Regions from separate parts of the Mus musculus genome. Here all the other regions are linked to region 1. Evidence: chromatin loops called from intact Hi-C (ENCODE). Cell type or tissue: left cerebral cortex. All regions are shown on one strand.

Evidence for each region. A loop is a pair of places that touch in the nucleus more often than their neighbours do. Peaks named below come from ENCODE experiments on the same cell type or tissue, not always from the same donor. Only the 100,000 strongest peaks of a DNase experiment are listed, where the experiment ranks them.
Region 2: it touches region 1 in a loop (5-fold over the local background); 6 of 42 quality-filtered maps call a loop at or near these places.
Region 3: it touches region 1 in a loop (7-fold over the local background); 6 of 42 quality-filtered maps call a loop at or near these places.

Annotation. Positions count from the first base shown.
Region 1 is chr17:35,663,399-35,668,398 of GRCm38, reverse strand. It overlaps Vars2 (valyl-tRNA synthetase 2, mitochondrial), which reads left to right and starts at 807. Exons shown (of 29, transcript NM_175137.4): 1 at 807-1,326; 2 at 1,474-1,555; 3 at 1,644-1,744; 4 at 2,147-2,268; 5 at 2,360-2,426; 6 at 2,516-2,613; 7 at 3,547-3,628; 8 at 3,784-3,903; 9 at 4,217-4,328; 10 at 4,849-4,937. The coding sequence starts at 1,126. Gtf2h4 (general transcription factor II H, polypeptide 4) reads left to right here. Exons shown (of 14, transcript NM_010364.4): 14 at 397-671. The coding sequence ends at 569. In left cerebral cortex, CTCF peaks have their summits at 537 and 2,069 (motif pointing right); DNase peaks (open chromatin) are centred at 1,229, 1,471, 1,581, 2,123 and 1 more place; H3K4me3 peaks cover 1,799 bases; H3K27ac peaks cover 1,482 bases.
Region 2 is chr17:35,588,598-35,593,597 of GRCm38, reverse strand. It overlaps Gm41577 (a long non-coding RNA gene), which reads right to left. Exons shown (of 3, transcript XR_876776.1): 1 at 4,856-5,000; 2 at 3,955-4,041. Among named protein-coding and RNA genes, the nearest start is that of Gm41577, 2.5 kb to the right of the region's middle. In left cerebral cortex, a CTCF peak has its summit at 2,603 (motif pointing left); DNase peaks (open chromatin) are centred at 1,703 and 2,548; H3K27ac peaks cover 322 bases.
Region 3 is chr17:35,582,277-35,587,276 of GRCm38, reverse strand. No RefSeq gene overlaps it. Among named protein-coding and RNA genes, the nearest start is that of Gm41577, 3.8 kb to the left of the region's middle. In left cerebral cortex, CTCF peaks have their summits at 2,801 (motif pointing left) and 4,194 (motif pointing left); a DNase peak (open chromatin) is centred at 2,801; H3K4me3 peaks cover 189 bases.

The DNA of each region.
Region 1 (5,000 bases):
TCATTGGCTAAAGAGGTAAGGCCAGCAATTTCACGCAAAAGTTTTGTGCATTTCGTATTTGTTTCTCAAAAGGGAAGGAGAGGAAGACTGATCTTTTATTTTGGTATATTAGTAGCAGGAAATATGTCCCAAATCAGTGCAGTTTGAATTAAGCTAGGTGAGGGGATAAGAGGCAGGGTAATTCAGTCTTCTCTTTAGGTGGGTTTGCGTGGCTTTTCTTGTGGATTCTGCTGTCTTTTCGAGTGTCTGGATGCCACAGGTGTTAAAGTTGAACAGTCGACTATCCGTAGAGAATTAGTCCTAAGAACTGTGGCCTGCAGCCCCTGCCTGCATGCTGCTTGGAGGGGCAGAGACCACTGCAGCCCCTCACCTCCTGCCTGTCCCACCCGACCCCAGGCGTCCTGTATAACCAGTTCCTGTCGCAAGTGGACTTTGAACTGCTGCTGGCCCACGCGCGGGAGCTGGGCGTGCTTGTGTTCGAGAACTCGGCCAAGCGGCTGATGGTGGTGACGCCGGCAGGGCACAGCGACGTCAAGCGCTTCTGGAAGCGGCAGAAGCACAGCTCCTGAGCCGGCCAGGTCCAGCCCCGGGCGGGCAGCTTTCCAACTCAGATGTATTTTGTTTACACACCGGGATATTTCTTGTTTAATAAAATTATGGAAAAAAATCTACGCGGCTTCAGACGTCTGCCGGCGTTTCCCTACCCAACGCAGTGATACCCGCTTCTAGCCAGAAAGCCGGAGGAGCGAGAGTCTTTTACGCATGCGCCTGCGTGTCCCCGCCCACGCATGCGCGCGCACCTCGCCATGCACCTATCGGCTCTGAGTTCGCCGGGACGTTCGAGTTAGAGGCGCATGGCCGAGGTTGCGGGGGTGGGGGTGGTCCCAGGCTTCCGAACCCCAACCTTCGTGTCCGCGTCAGTGCCCGGTGACGGGCAGAGCTCCCGCCTTCTCTGGACGCCCTGGTTTCAGTGATTCCAGAGTGCTGTCCACACCGTGCGCTCCGCCCCTAGGCGGAAGGACGTAGAGTGAGAGAGGGTCCTGCGGATGGGAGTGAAGGGTTGCGACCTCCTGCATCCCATGGCCTCGTAGTGAGCAGACCTCCATCCCTTCCCAAACACTCCCGATGCCTCATTTGCCTCTGGCCTCTTTCCGGCCACCGCTCTGGGGGCTGAGGCCCTCATGGGGTCTTTCCAGGCCCCAGGCACTTTGTACACAGCCGGAGCCCCACGGCTCCCCTGTCTCTCGGAGGAACCGTGAAGCCAAACAGAAGCGCCTGCGCGAGAAACAGGCGGCCCTGGAGGCTGGGCTAGCTGAGAAGAGCAAGGTCAGGGGTCAGTCCTTGGGTCTCCCAAGACTTGGGAAGGGGCTGAAAGAGACTGGCGCAGGGATCCAGATGACTGTGGTGTATTGGGGATTGCAGCCTCCACCCCCACTCCGCAACACACACACACACCCTGTTTCCTCCCTGCAGATACCTGCAGTGCCCACTAAGGCCTGGAGTCACAAGGAGGTAGTATTGTATGAAATCCCCACCGGGCCAGGTGAAAAGAAAGGTAAAGTGTAGGGTGTGTTTTGCGATGTTGTTGCTCTTTGGTCTGCTAACATGCAGTTCAGTAGTGGATCTCTGTTCTGCTTCCACAGATGTTTCTGGGCCCCTGCCTCCTGCTTACAGTCCCCAGTATGTTGAAGCGGCCTGGTACCAGTGGTGGGTGCGAGAGGGCTTCTTCAAACCAGAGTATCAGGTCAGTGCGCGGCAGAGGGCTTCTATGAGGTCCTTAAGACAGAGTGAGTGGCCCTTGAACTTGGTGGGCACAGGCTAACTTCACAGTTGATGTTTATTTCTTTCGGCCCCTGGTTTTCTTTTTGCCTCCCCCGTGTTGGATTTCAATAATAATAATAATAATAATAATAATAATAATAAATTTGAGACACTGTTTCTCCACGTAGTCCTGGCCGTCCTGGAACTCTGTAGACGAGGCTGGCCTCAAACTCAGAGATCTGCCTTCCTCTGCCTTTTCACACGTGTGCCACTACACCTGGCCTTCTTGAAGTTCTTTTTGCCCCAAGGCACCAGAGGGTGCTGTTCCCCTAGGCAACAGCAACAACTAGTTCTCCCTCGCCTCTGACTTCCTCATTCCTTCCAGGCAAGGCTGCCCCAAGCTACAGGGGAGACCTTTTCCATGTGTATCCCACCTCCCAATGTCACCGGCTCCCTGCACATTGGCCATGCACTCACAGTGGCGATCCAGGACGCACTTGTGCGCTGGTGAGAGGCGGTGGGGCCACTGCAGTTCCCGAAGGGAAGGCTGGAAGTGAGGATCAGTGAGCTCAGAGTCCCCATGGTGTTTCTGTGGCAGGCACCGGATGCGTGGGGATCGCGTGCTGTGGATCCCCGGGTCTGATCACGCAGGAATTGCTACACAGGTGGGTCTTGTGCCCCCCTCTGCTTGGTTGAAAGTGCCGTCTTTATGTGAAGCCTGACTAGCTTTCATTTACACCTGATCCCATTTCAGGCCATGGTGGAGAAGCAGCTATGGAAGGAGCAGAGGGTGCGGAGACATGAGCTGAGCCGGGAAGACTTCCTCAGGGCCGTGTGGCAGTGGAAACATGAGTACGAGGGCAGGGCCAGTGGGATTGTCAGCACTACTTCTGACTTGTAGCATTTGGTTTTTCTGGCCTTGTGCTTCACTGTCTCGGAGCAGAGGGAATGATGTCTGAGCCAAGAGTGTGTGTGTGTGCGTGTGTGTCACAATGTGCACATTTGTCTGTATACTGTGCTCATGTTAGAATGCACACACGTGTGTACTATGCTTGTGTTGGGATGCACACTTGTGTGTCCTATGCTCATGTTAGGATGCACACATTTATGTGTATATGGATGGATATATACAAATGTGTGGTTTATTTAACCTCCTTGTCTTATTTTCCTTTGGACTTCATCACCTCTCCCATGCCCCTGGGCCTTCCTATGTCTGTGGTGGTCATGTGCTTCTCTCTCTCTTTCTCTCTCATTTTCTCTCTCTCTTTCTCTCTCTCTCACACACACACACATTTTTCACAAAGTGGCTGCTCCCGATAGGTGTGTACAGGCCTTGGCCCATGGGCCTCTTGCATCCCAGTGTAGCTGTGAATTGTAAACTTAAAACCTTTTGAGGACTTTTTGCTTTACTACATAATTCTCAAATGTAAACTTTGTACATGGCAATGACCTGTTACGGTGTTATGCAAAACGAATGCATGTATGTATGTGCATGTATGTGCCTCCAACCAGTGGGCTACAGCTTAGACACTACTGGTTGTAGCCTAAAATAGCCATCCATCCTGTGTGTCTCAGAGAAGCCAAAGGTTTAGATAACCCTGCAGAGACCTTTCTGTATCTTTTAAAGCCATAGGACGCCCCACCCCAGGTGTGTGGTTCTATCTCCATCAGCGGGGTCAGCTCTATGCGCACTTTATTTCCTCCGGTACCTGGCATTGGCGAGCACCTATGGTTAGTGCTGGGAGGTGCTCTGGTCATATTTACTGATAGAAATCTCTGGTGCAGGAAAGGAGGGGAGATCTATGAACAGCTGTGTGCTCTGGGTGCCTCTCTGGACTGGGATCGAGAGTGTTTCACCATGGATGCCGTGAGTTCATGCCACAGACCCTGTGGGTTTGGGCGGGTGGGGGGGTGTATGTGTGCTAAAGACCAGTGTGGGAAGTGTTGGTAGAGGGATGAGGGAATCCCTGAGTTCAGCAGAGGGAGGGAGGACGTCAGGTATGGACATTCAGATCGTTCCAGGGCTCCTCAGCAGCTGTGACGGAAGCTTTCGTGCGACTCTACAACTCGGGATTGTTGTACCGGAACCGCCAGCTTGTCAACTGGTCATGTACTTTGCGATCGGCCATCTCAGACATTGAGGTGAGGGAGAGGAAGAAAGACAGATTGACGGAGTGAGGTCCTTGCGGCCGCCACAGGTGTCTGTATTTGATTTTTCTCAAGCTCCAATCACTCTGCTTCTCCACGTGCCAATCAGAGGGTGGCATGTGACCTGTGGGGACAGTGGAAGAGCCACAGAGTTCCCGCTGTGCTCAGCAGAGCGGTCTGCCATGGGAGTGAGCTCCGTGACTTTACTGTGGGTGGGAGGGCACGGAAGCAGGGTGGAGAGCTGTAAGGAGCCCTGGATGTGAGCACCACAGAGAGACTTCTCTTTCCTGCCTCCTCAACCCTCCAGGTGGAAAGCCGGCCTCTGCCTGGCCGCACGGTGCTGCAGCTGCCCGGATGCCCAACCCCTGTGTCTTTTGGGCTCCTTGCTTCTGTTGCTTTCCCTGTGGATGGAGAGCCTGGTGAGTGTGGTCCTGAAAGTTGCCCTCTTCCCCTTGCTTCCCGTTTTCTCAAGTCTGTGAGGTTTCCGGGGCCCCTGGTAGGTTTGCACTGTTGTGGGTACTTATTCTGGAGGGGAAGAAAAGGTACGAGGTCCTCTTCATTGGGAACCTAGTGTGACTCTGTGAGGTCTTCCACTAAGAGATCAGTTCTGAGCTAGTGACAAGTGTACCTGAGATCACAGCCTTTGGGGGCAGAAGTGGGAGGATTCCAAGTTCAAGGCTCGCCTGGTCTACATAGTAAGTTCCAAGCCAGCCACAGCTACATGAGGCCCTGTCTTAGTAAAACAATGCAGAAGATTAGTTCTAAAGTGTAGTTTGTTAGTTACCTGCACTCCTGATAGTTCAGAGCAGAGAAGGAGGCAGGCTGCTCCCCCTCCCCCCTCCCCTCCTCCTTCCTGCTCCAGCTCTTACTTACTTCCCCTGTGTGGGAGAGAGGGCAAGGGGTGATGGCTGACCTCAGTGCTTGAATGCTTGTCTCCAGACACAGAGATTGTGGTGGGAACCACCAGGCCAGAGACCCTGCCTGGAGATGTGGCTGTGGCCGTTCATCCAGATGACCCGAGATACACGGTGAGTAGGGTGTGCCTGCACCAGGCCCTCCCACCCTACAGTGCCCCCTTTCTTGTTAGACGC
Region 2 (5,000 bases), 75 kb after region 1:
AACGCCAGTTTCAGAGGATACAGCACTCTATTCTGACTTCCATGAGCAATGCATACACATGCTGCACATACATAAAGCCAGTGAAATAGTCATACACAATAAATTTTAAAAATATATACAATACATGTATAAATATATATTTTATATTTATAATCAATATAAATATCTATATTAGAGAGAACAATGATGTCTTATATATGTATACATGTGTATATTTGTATATGAATATACATTATATTGTATATGTACAACATATAATCTATATACAATGTATATACTATATATACAATGTATACAATATATAAATATATAGTATATACACAAATACACACACACACACACACATATATTCACCTTACTGTGTAATAGTTCAAAGGGTTTCTTTTTCCTAACTGTAACTTCGCACCCACTAATCTATTTTTTTCTCTCTCTCTTTTCCTCCTTCCTCCTATCATACTTTAAAATTTATGTGGAGGCTAGCGAGATGGCTCAACACTTGTTGCCCTTGCAAAGGACCCAGACTATGTTCCCAGCAACTAGGTGATAGCTCACAGTTGTCTATAACTCCAGCCCTGCCTCTGCAGGCACTGGACACACAGGTGGTACATAGACATACATGTAAGTGAAGCACTCATGCACATAAAATCGTAAATCTTAGGGCCGGGCGTGGTGGCGCACGCCTTTAATCCCAGCACTTGGGAGGCAGAGGCAGGTGGATTTCTGAGTTCGAGGCCAGCCTGGTCTACAAAGTGAGTTCCAAGACAGCCAGGGCTATACAGAGAAACCCTGTCTCGAAAAACCAAAAAAAAAAAAAAAAAAAAAAAAATCATAAATCTTTTAAAGTTAATAAAATCTTTAACTTTGTGTGCACGCAGTGACTATGTGGAGTTCAGAGGACAGTCTGTGGGGTGGTTCTCTCTCTACCCCGTGGGCTCCAGAATGAATCTCAGCTCATCAGGTTTGGCACCTTTACCTACCGCGCTACCTTGCTGGCATCACTATTTAAATTGTGAGTCCTATAAGGGCAAATGCAAGGACTCCTATTAGCTTCGCTCGGGTTTTGCATTTCTCAGTGGGAACAGGAAAATGCTCATATTACGGGGCTTTTAAGGACTATCGATGAGGGCAAAGCAAACGAGAGAGTTGAGTCCCGGCCTCTCTTTCATACTTGAAGAGGCTGAATTCTGTGTGAGGTGGCATTGTGCCTGCCTGAAAAACATCTTTTCCCAATCTCCCTTACACTCTCTGTGATGGCGGGGCGCTGCTCTGTCTGTGTGGTGTCTGTAGAAGTCGCTGCGGCTCCAGAGAGGAAAAAATAAAGAACACACCTTGATAACCCCCCCTGAGCCCCTGACCTTTCACAGGGGCTCACTAGAGCGACAAAGATTGGCAGTTAGCTTCCAACCACAGTTGCTAGTTCATTCATGTACAAAACTCAAGGGTAGTTAACCCATACCTGTTTCATGCCTCACCTTTTGCGCATGCGTCCAGCCCACCCCATCTAATAGCCTCGCTGTGTGATTAAGGAGTGGAACCAAGTCTGGGTGGGCTCAGCTGACACACACCATCACGATGCATCCTGAACTGAGTAGAACAGACATGCTCACCCCAGAGAAATAACCGCTTAGGTGAGTCACTCTTACAAACACATCTCGGCTACCGGCGCACATTCCAATCAGCCCGCATCCACCGCACGAGGATGCTGCGACACCTTCCTTATAAAGTATCTTTGACACCTTTGTAAACACAGCTGCAGTCAGGACTTTCCCTACCGTTTATCTGGCACAGACACCCCTTCGGTCTCTTACACCTCAGTGGAGCCAGCCAGGAGGTAGACTTGAGTTTCCGTAAATATATTTGTTCACTGCCTGCATCCTCTGCTAGAGCAAGAAGTGTCAGGCAGTGGTGGCGCACTCCTTTAATCCCAGCACTTGGGAGGCAGAGGCAGGCGGATCTCTGAGTTCAAGGCCAGCCTGGTCTACAAAGTGAGTTCCAGGACAGCCAGAGCTACACAGAGAAACCCTGTCTAAAAAAAAAAAAAAGAAGTGTCCAAAACCACTGAGGCATCTTTCCAGGCTCCTGAACAGTATTAGAAATCTAGAGAAGTTGCCAAAAAATGTGAACCATTAAAAAGTCACTGGAGCATCCCACTAGGAGCTACTGTCAACCGGACAATAGACCGGTTCTTTCCGGTTACCATTAGTATTCACTCCGGGTGATGAGCAGCCTGCTGCTGCTCTCTGTTACATGAATGGCAGCACCACAGAGCTGCAAACAAATTAAAGAGCAGCTAGTTCTAGAAGCTTCCGGGTTGGTGAAAACGGAAGGTAAAGGAGTGGAACCAAGTCTGGGTGGGCTCAGCTGACACACACCATCACGATGCATCCTGAACTGAGTAGAACAGACATGCTTAGCCCAGAGAATGGATGACATGGTCTGAATATATGCTCAGCATGCAAAAATAAATAATGGGAGAAAACAAGCCACAACAGTCAAACAACTATGGAAACAGTATCCATGGCAACCAAGGAAGGCCTCCAGAAGCAATCAAGACTGCCCGCCTGCAAACCCTAGACGAAGCGTGCTCATGAGCCCCCTAGTGGCAAAACTGGGTAGTGGCCCAGGGATTAGCGTCTCTCCTAAGAGTTAGTTGATTTATTATTTTCAAGAACGGAACTCGGGAAGTTGGCATGCATTGAAGTCCCTAAGATCCCTGTCACACCCCAGCTCCCTTCTCAACCGTGCTTGACGACATGTAGGCAGAGCACACATCCACTAACACCAACCAACTCCCTCTGACTATAAAGACCCCATTGGCTACGTAACACCATTCTTGCATGCACCACTAAGAAAAAAAAATAATCAATTTGGCTGGAACATGACGCTAGTGCTAGGACATAGCCACATTCGAAAGACGTTAAATGTGAAAATAATTATGTTTTATAACCCACAAAATGTGATAAGTGGCTTGGTGAGTCACTTAACCCCAGGGCCTCACTTCCTCACGTAAAACAGTTACGCCCTTCGGCCGCTTACTCACGCTGTGTTCCTCACGGGGCACTAACTCTGAGACAAGCACTGACTTCAGCTGGGAGGGTGAGTGAGAGCGGGACAGCAGAGATTTACCGAGTTTTCCTCTTCCAGGCGGCACTGCAGGGTTTTTTGGTTGTTTTTGTTTGTTTGTTTGTTTTTTAACCTTTTTTCAAAAACTTTAAAATGGCAGACGTGCGTGCGTGCGTGCGTGCATGTGTGTGTGTGTTGTTTTGTTTTTTTGTATTTTGAGAGAGGGTGGAGTGTACCTCATGCTGGCCTTGAACTTGCCAAGGATGAGTGAATTCCTGATGCTCCTGCCTCTGCCTTCCAAGGGCTTGGAATTCAGGCGTGCAGCAGGACACCTGTTCTAACTGTAAGGCTTCTGACGACCCTTGTCACATTAACAACCTGAGTCAGTGGTTCTATGACAAGCTGCAGAGTGAAAACAGAACCCAGATAAGGCCAGAACACCTGGGTCCTCCTTCACAGCCATAGGCACGCCCGATCCAGTTTTGTTTATCGGTTCCTCAATGGATTTGGTCATGTCTTGCCTCCTCCGCCTAACTTATGGCTTATCAAGATGAGGCTATATTTTTCTCCCAGTGAGGCCCTTCGAATAAAATAAAGTGGTAGTCTAAAAAACAACAACAAACAAACAAAAAAACAAAAAAGAAGAAGAAGAAGAAGAAGAAGAAGAAGAAGAAGAAGAAGAAGAAGAAGAAGAAGAAGAAGAAGAGGAAGAGGAAGAGGAAGAGGAAGAGGAAGAGGAAGAGGAAGAGGAAGAAGAAGAAGAAGAAGAAGAAGAAGAAGAAGAAGAAGAAGAAGAAGAAGAAGAAGAAGAAGAAGAAGAGGCTGGAGAGATGGCTAACAGTCCAGAGCACTGGCTGCTCTTCAGGAGGTCCCAGGTTCAGTTCCCAGCACCTCCGGGGTGGCTCACAACCATCTGCAACTTCAGCTCTAGAGGATCCGACATCTTTTTCTTCTGGCTTCTGCATACAACAGGCGCACCTGTGGTTCACAAACATACATGAAGGCAAAACATCCACATACATAAAATAAAAATAAATCTTTAAAAACAAAAAAGACAGTAAAGGAGACTCCACTAAAGTACAGTGACAAAAAAATCCTTTGGAGACAGAGGCAGGAGAATATCTGTGAATTTGAGGCCAAGTGTGGTCTATATAGCAGGTTCCAGGCCAGCCAGGCCTACATAGTAAGATCCTATCATAAAAACAAACAAACAAACAAACACATCAAAATATCTGTGACTGAGCTGGAGAGATGGCTCAGTGGTTAAGAGCACTGACTGCTCTTCCTAAGGTCCTGAGTTCAAATCCCAGCAACCACACAGTGGCTCACAACCATTCATAATGAGATCTGACGCCCTTTTCTGGTGTGTCTGAAGACAGCTACAGTGTACTTATTTATAATAATAACTAAATCTTTAGGCCAGAATGAGCAGGGTCGACTGGAGCGAGCAGAGGTCCTGAATTCAAATTCCCAGCAACCACATGATGGCTCACAGCCATCAGTACAGCTACAGTGTACTCACATACATAAAATAAATAAGTAAATCTTAAAAAATCAAACACAAAAACAAAAACCCGTGACTATGGTTTCCATGGTAACCAAGAGCCTATCCTTTCTTGTCCTCAGATCAAGAACATTCCAGAAATTTTCTTAATAACTATAGGCGTTAAACAGTATTGTTTTTCTACATATAAACATCTAACCCATAATAAGGTCTTTAAATTAATTTAAGCATTTAAAAGAGGTCTGCAAGCTCCTTGGAGGACAACTGTGGCTGAAGCTGGACACTCACCTACAGATCTGAGCAGAAGGCAGGATGTTTTTCTGCCCCGGGCGGGGTTGGGGGCTGGAGAAGCTGGTGGGGATCTCTAGTCCCCAGATTTTCAGGACAAAAGCTCTGGTTAAACAAGTGAGAGCCACGCTAGAAAGAAAGCTAA
Region 3 (5,000 bases), 81 kb after region 1:
CCCTGAATGCACTAGGCACACAAGCAGTGCACAGATGTACAAGCAAGCAAAACACCATGCATATGAAAATTATTTTTAAAAGCCCTGAGGGGCTGGTGAGATAATTTGTTGGCTAAAAGCACTTGTCAGACAAGTTCAAGGACCTGAGTTCAATCTTCAGGGCCCATGAAGAAATCCAGGAGTGGTGGCCATATCTGTAATCCCACCACTCCTTTAGCATGGTGGGAGGCTCAAACAGGAATGGTACAAACCCAAAATGTTCTCCTCTGACCTCCATACACACGCACACTCACCTGCAGTCATACACACACACACACACACTTACCTGCAGTCATACACACACACACATTCACATGCAGTCATACACACACACACACATTCACAGTCACCTGAAGTCTCTCACACACTCACCTGCAGTCACACTCACACTCACCTGTAGACACACATACACACACACTCACCTGAAGTCACACACACAAACATACACACACACACACAAGCACCCACATGGCATCTCACTACTGCCTGTAACATCACTTCCAGGGCATCCAACATCCTCACAGATGCAACAACTATGCACAGAAAAAATAAAAATAATGAAGTTAAAAAAAAAAAAGTCAAGTACTCTCAGAGTGCACTGGTGAAACTCAGTTTCTCAGACTTGGGCGTGGTGGCGCACGCCTTTAATCTCAGCACTTGGGAGGCAGAGGCAGAGGATTGTCTTGAATTTGAGGCTAGCCTGAGCTACCTAGCATAATTCTGTCTCAAAAAGAAAAAAAGAAATTAAGAAAAGAAAAGAAAAAACAAAAACAAAAACAAAACGTGCTAGAGGGGTGAAATAAAACAAGACTCCAGAAGTATGAAATAAATAACTCCACACAATTCAAGTAGACACCCTGGCTTCTCCTCAGTAGGTACGGCTCTGTTTCCTTTGACTAAGTGGGGAGACAACTGAGTGGTTAAATCAGGATTGAACATTAGTGGCCATGGCAGATAAGTGACAAGTGGATTTGGCAGATAAGATATTCCGTGGAACATTCTGGAAGCAGGATTTCCACAGCTAGACCTCAGCAGGGATGGGGGTACCAAGAGCCCTCAGGTGTCTAGAACGCCTGACCTAACTGACCAGGTCCGAGACGCTCACACCCTGCCTGAGCCAACACGGCTCAGGGACCCCACCCCTGCCTCCTGCGTTCCACCCTGTGAGTGGTTTGCTCACTGAAGGCTGAAGCCTGTCATGGAGATCCTGCTAGCCATGCTGAAAATTATTTAAGATTAAGTCAAAACCTGTTTCCAACCTCCCCTGCTCCAGCCTTCCCAGCTCTTTCCAGGTAGTCCTGAGAACTTGGCAGCTGGACCTGCCCCAGGAAGATGAATGCAGAAATGCCCTCAGGGAGTGACCAGGTCAACTGATACCTGCAGAGCCTTCAATGAGGTGTTCCAAGGGGAACTGGGCTACTGTTTGCTTCAAACACACCCCTCCAGGGGGATCCTCTGAGGAGGAAGACGAGACCCAGGGCTTAGGTTTCTTTCCATTTTACCAGCCTCATCGACATAGGCAAAGGTCCACAGCTGGGTAGCCTCTGTTGACCCCACTGGCAGCAGCTGGTCCCTAACTGCAGGTGCCTGGCTTTCCTGTGACAGCTTTGTCACAGCCTCTTATGAAGACCTGGGACCACACACAGACTACAGCTCAAGATGCCCACTGCAAGGCTGGCAGGATAGCATAGCACTCGCCCGTAGTCCCAGGTCTCGGAGGCAGAGGCAGGACAATCAGGAGTACAAGACCATCTTCAGCTCTACAGTGAGCAAGAGGCCCATCTGGGCTACATGAGATATGTCACAAAACCCCTAAATCTGGGGCTGGTGAGATGTCCCATCTGCTAAAGGTGCTTGCTCCCTGCCAAGCCTGGTGACAGGGTTCCATCTCTGGGACCCATGTGGTAGGAAGAGAGAACTGATTCCCACAAGTTGTCTTGGACACATACACACAAACACACACATACACACACACACACACACACACACACACACGTGCGCGCGCCTTAAAAAAAAATCAGAGACTTGAGAGAGCTCAGATTTTAAGAGCACTTGCTACTCTTCCAGTGTTTGGCTCCCAGTACCGACGAGGTGGCTCACAACTGTCAGTAACTCCAGTTCCAGAGGATTTGACGTCCTCTTCGGCCCTCCCAGGACACCAGGCACATAAGTGACCCACATCCACTTAGGCAGACAAAGTTTTCACAGTGCATACATACATTTTTTAAAAAAAATTATGTAAAAACAAACCCCCAAACCCAAAAATCAATCAAACAAAAAGAGGTCCACCAAGGATTCAAGGTATAGTCAGGAACTAGGAGTCAACCTTTGACCCAGATTGTCGCTTAGTAAGCAATGGGGTAGTAACTTCAGTCATATAAGAAGCCAGAAACCTTCCTGGGACTGAGTTAGAGGACACACAAAACGGCGACGTTGGAAGGGGATGCCACTCACTACTGCACTAGACTGCATGTCAAACAGTCTGAGCACCTGGTTGTCAGATGACATCACTTTTATCCTGGGACCACAGTCAGGGGCGCCGGTGAGGCAGAGAGGTCTGAAGGGGAGAGGGGTGGTTGGAAACCACTTCTTGTATGCAAGGCCCGAGGCGCTCAGTCTCTGTCTGTGGTCGAGAGAACACGCGTCCTTAGCATACACAGCTGGGATTGAGCCCCCTGAATGTCACTGGACCACAGAGGGCTCCTGCCCAAGCATTCGCCAGAAAGCAAGCGTTCTTTCCTCTACTGGCGTCCCACTGGCTCCCTCTGCTGGCAACAGATCGATATTGAGCTTCCCAGACTGATGCTCTGTGGAGAACCGAATGTTGTCTGGTTGCCATTCCCCAAAGCTCTGCACCTGCTCACTCATTTCTTCTAAACATTGTTGCAAGTTCTTAAGGCTCTCCAGGTAACCCCCTGCTGATTACTACAGCTAAACAATGTCAATGCCAGGGCACTAAACACAGCTGGGTAATTACACACTGTTAAGGAATAAAACAAAAAATAGGGGCTGGAGAGATGGCTCAGCAGGTAGGAACAACACACTGCTCTTGGAAAGGACAGGACTTCGGGTCCCAGCATCCCATACTGCGGCTCATAACTCTCGGTAACGCCAGTTCCAAGGGACACAACATTCTCCTCTGGATTCCATGAACACTAGGCGTTCACGTGATCCCAGACATAACGTGCAAGCAAAACGCACATGCACACAAAAAATAATTTTTTAAAAAGAAGAAACAATGGCCGGGCGTGGTGGCACACACCTTTAATCCCAGCATTCGGGAAGCAGAGGCAGGCGGATTTCTGAGTTCGAGGCCAGCCTGGTCTACAGAGTGAGTTCCAGGACAGCCAGGGCTACACAGAGAAACCCTGTCTCAAAAATCAAAAAAGAAGAAGGAGAAGAAGAAGAAGGAGAAGAAGAAGAAGGAGAAGAATGAGAAGGAGAAGGAGAAGGAGAAGGAGAAGGAGAAGAAGAAGAAGAAGAAGAAGAAGAAGAAGAAGAAGAAGAAGAAGAAGAAGAAGAAGAAGAAGAAGAAGAAGAAGAAAAACAATGCTGGGCCTCTGGACCTGGCTGGTAGTAGCACTAGCCTGGTGTGTGCATGGCTCAGGCTTGTGGATGTTAGTATTTTAAAGTGTATATGACATGCTAATGTGGTAAAAGTTTAAAACTGTTCGTTAAGGTCTTGTAGGAATTAATATACATTAAGGCACTAAAGAATTGAACTGGCGCATGCCTTTAATCCCAGCACTCGGGAGGCAGAGGCAGGCGAATTTCTGAGTTCGAGGCCAGCCTGGTCTACAAAGTGAGTTCCAGGACAGCCAGGGCTACACAGAGAAACCCTGTCTCGAAAAAGAAAAAGAAAAAGAAAAAGAAAAAGAAAAAGAAAAAGAAAAAGAAAAAGAAAAAGAAAAAGAAAAAGAAAAAGAAAAAGAAAAAGAAAAAGAAAAAGAAAAAGAAAAAGAAAAAGAAAAAGAAAAAGAAAAAAAGATTTGAACTGTTTTCTTTTAAATCAAGGCTGGAGAGATGGCTCAGTGGTTAAGAGTACTTGCTACTCTTACTCTTGGCAGAAGGATCCAAGTTCAAACTCAGCCTCCACATAGAGCAACTCACAAACACCTGGAACAGCCCTGGCTCCAAGGGATCTGGTGCCCTCTTGTGGCCAGCAGTAGCACCTGCATTTGTGTGCACAGATATACACAAAATTAAAAATATTTTTGAGGGAAGGGGATTAAAGGCATACGCACCACTGACCAGCCCAAAACTTTTTTTTTTTTTTTGAGACAGGGTCTCTCTGTGTAGCCCCTGGCTGTCCTGGAACTCACTCTGTAGACCAGGCTGGCCTCGAACTCAGAAATTCGCTTCCCTCTGCCTCCTGAGTGCTGGGATTAAAGGTGTGCGCCACCATGCCCGGCCAAAATTAAGTATTTTTAAATTAAATAAATATATACATTTTCAAGAACTCAAGCAGGAAAGATCGCCACCCAGGAAAACTGGCTGTTGCATTCGCTGTGGTGTCTGGACACTCCCACATTCTTGGAGATTTACAAATGTATCAGGATACCAATGTATCCTTTTGGGAGCTCTGAGCCTCTCAGCATCCTGTCCAGGGCACACACTTTCCTTTCACACTTTCCACTCCTGTCCAGAGCTGAGCGAGGTGCAGTCCACACATTTTGGACCACTGTGTAGTTTTCAGAGCTTTGTCTTCTCCACACTTTTGCCTGGTCGTCTCCCGATTTCTCCTTCCAGAGACCCAAGACTCGTCCAGCCTTCTGCTAATAGCGTCCCTGTGCTTTGTGCTCTGGGGCCAGTGAGTCTCAATGTGTTATGTGTCCCCTCAGTACTGGCCAGAGTCCAACTGAAAGACAGCTGCTCTTGAGATTTGAGACTCTCTAATGTCTTGGGCTCGAGTTCCTGGAGCCCGGTGCACAAGCACTGCCTCATTTGCATTACTCTATGAA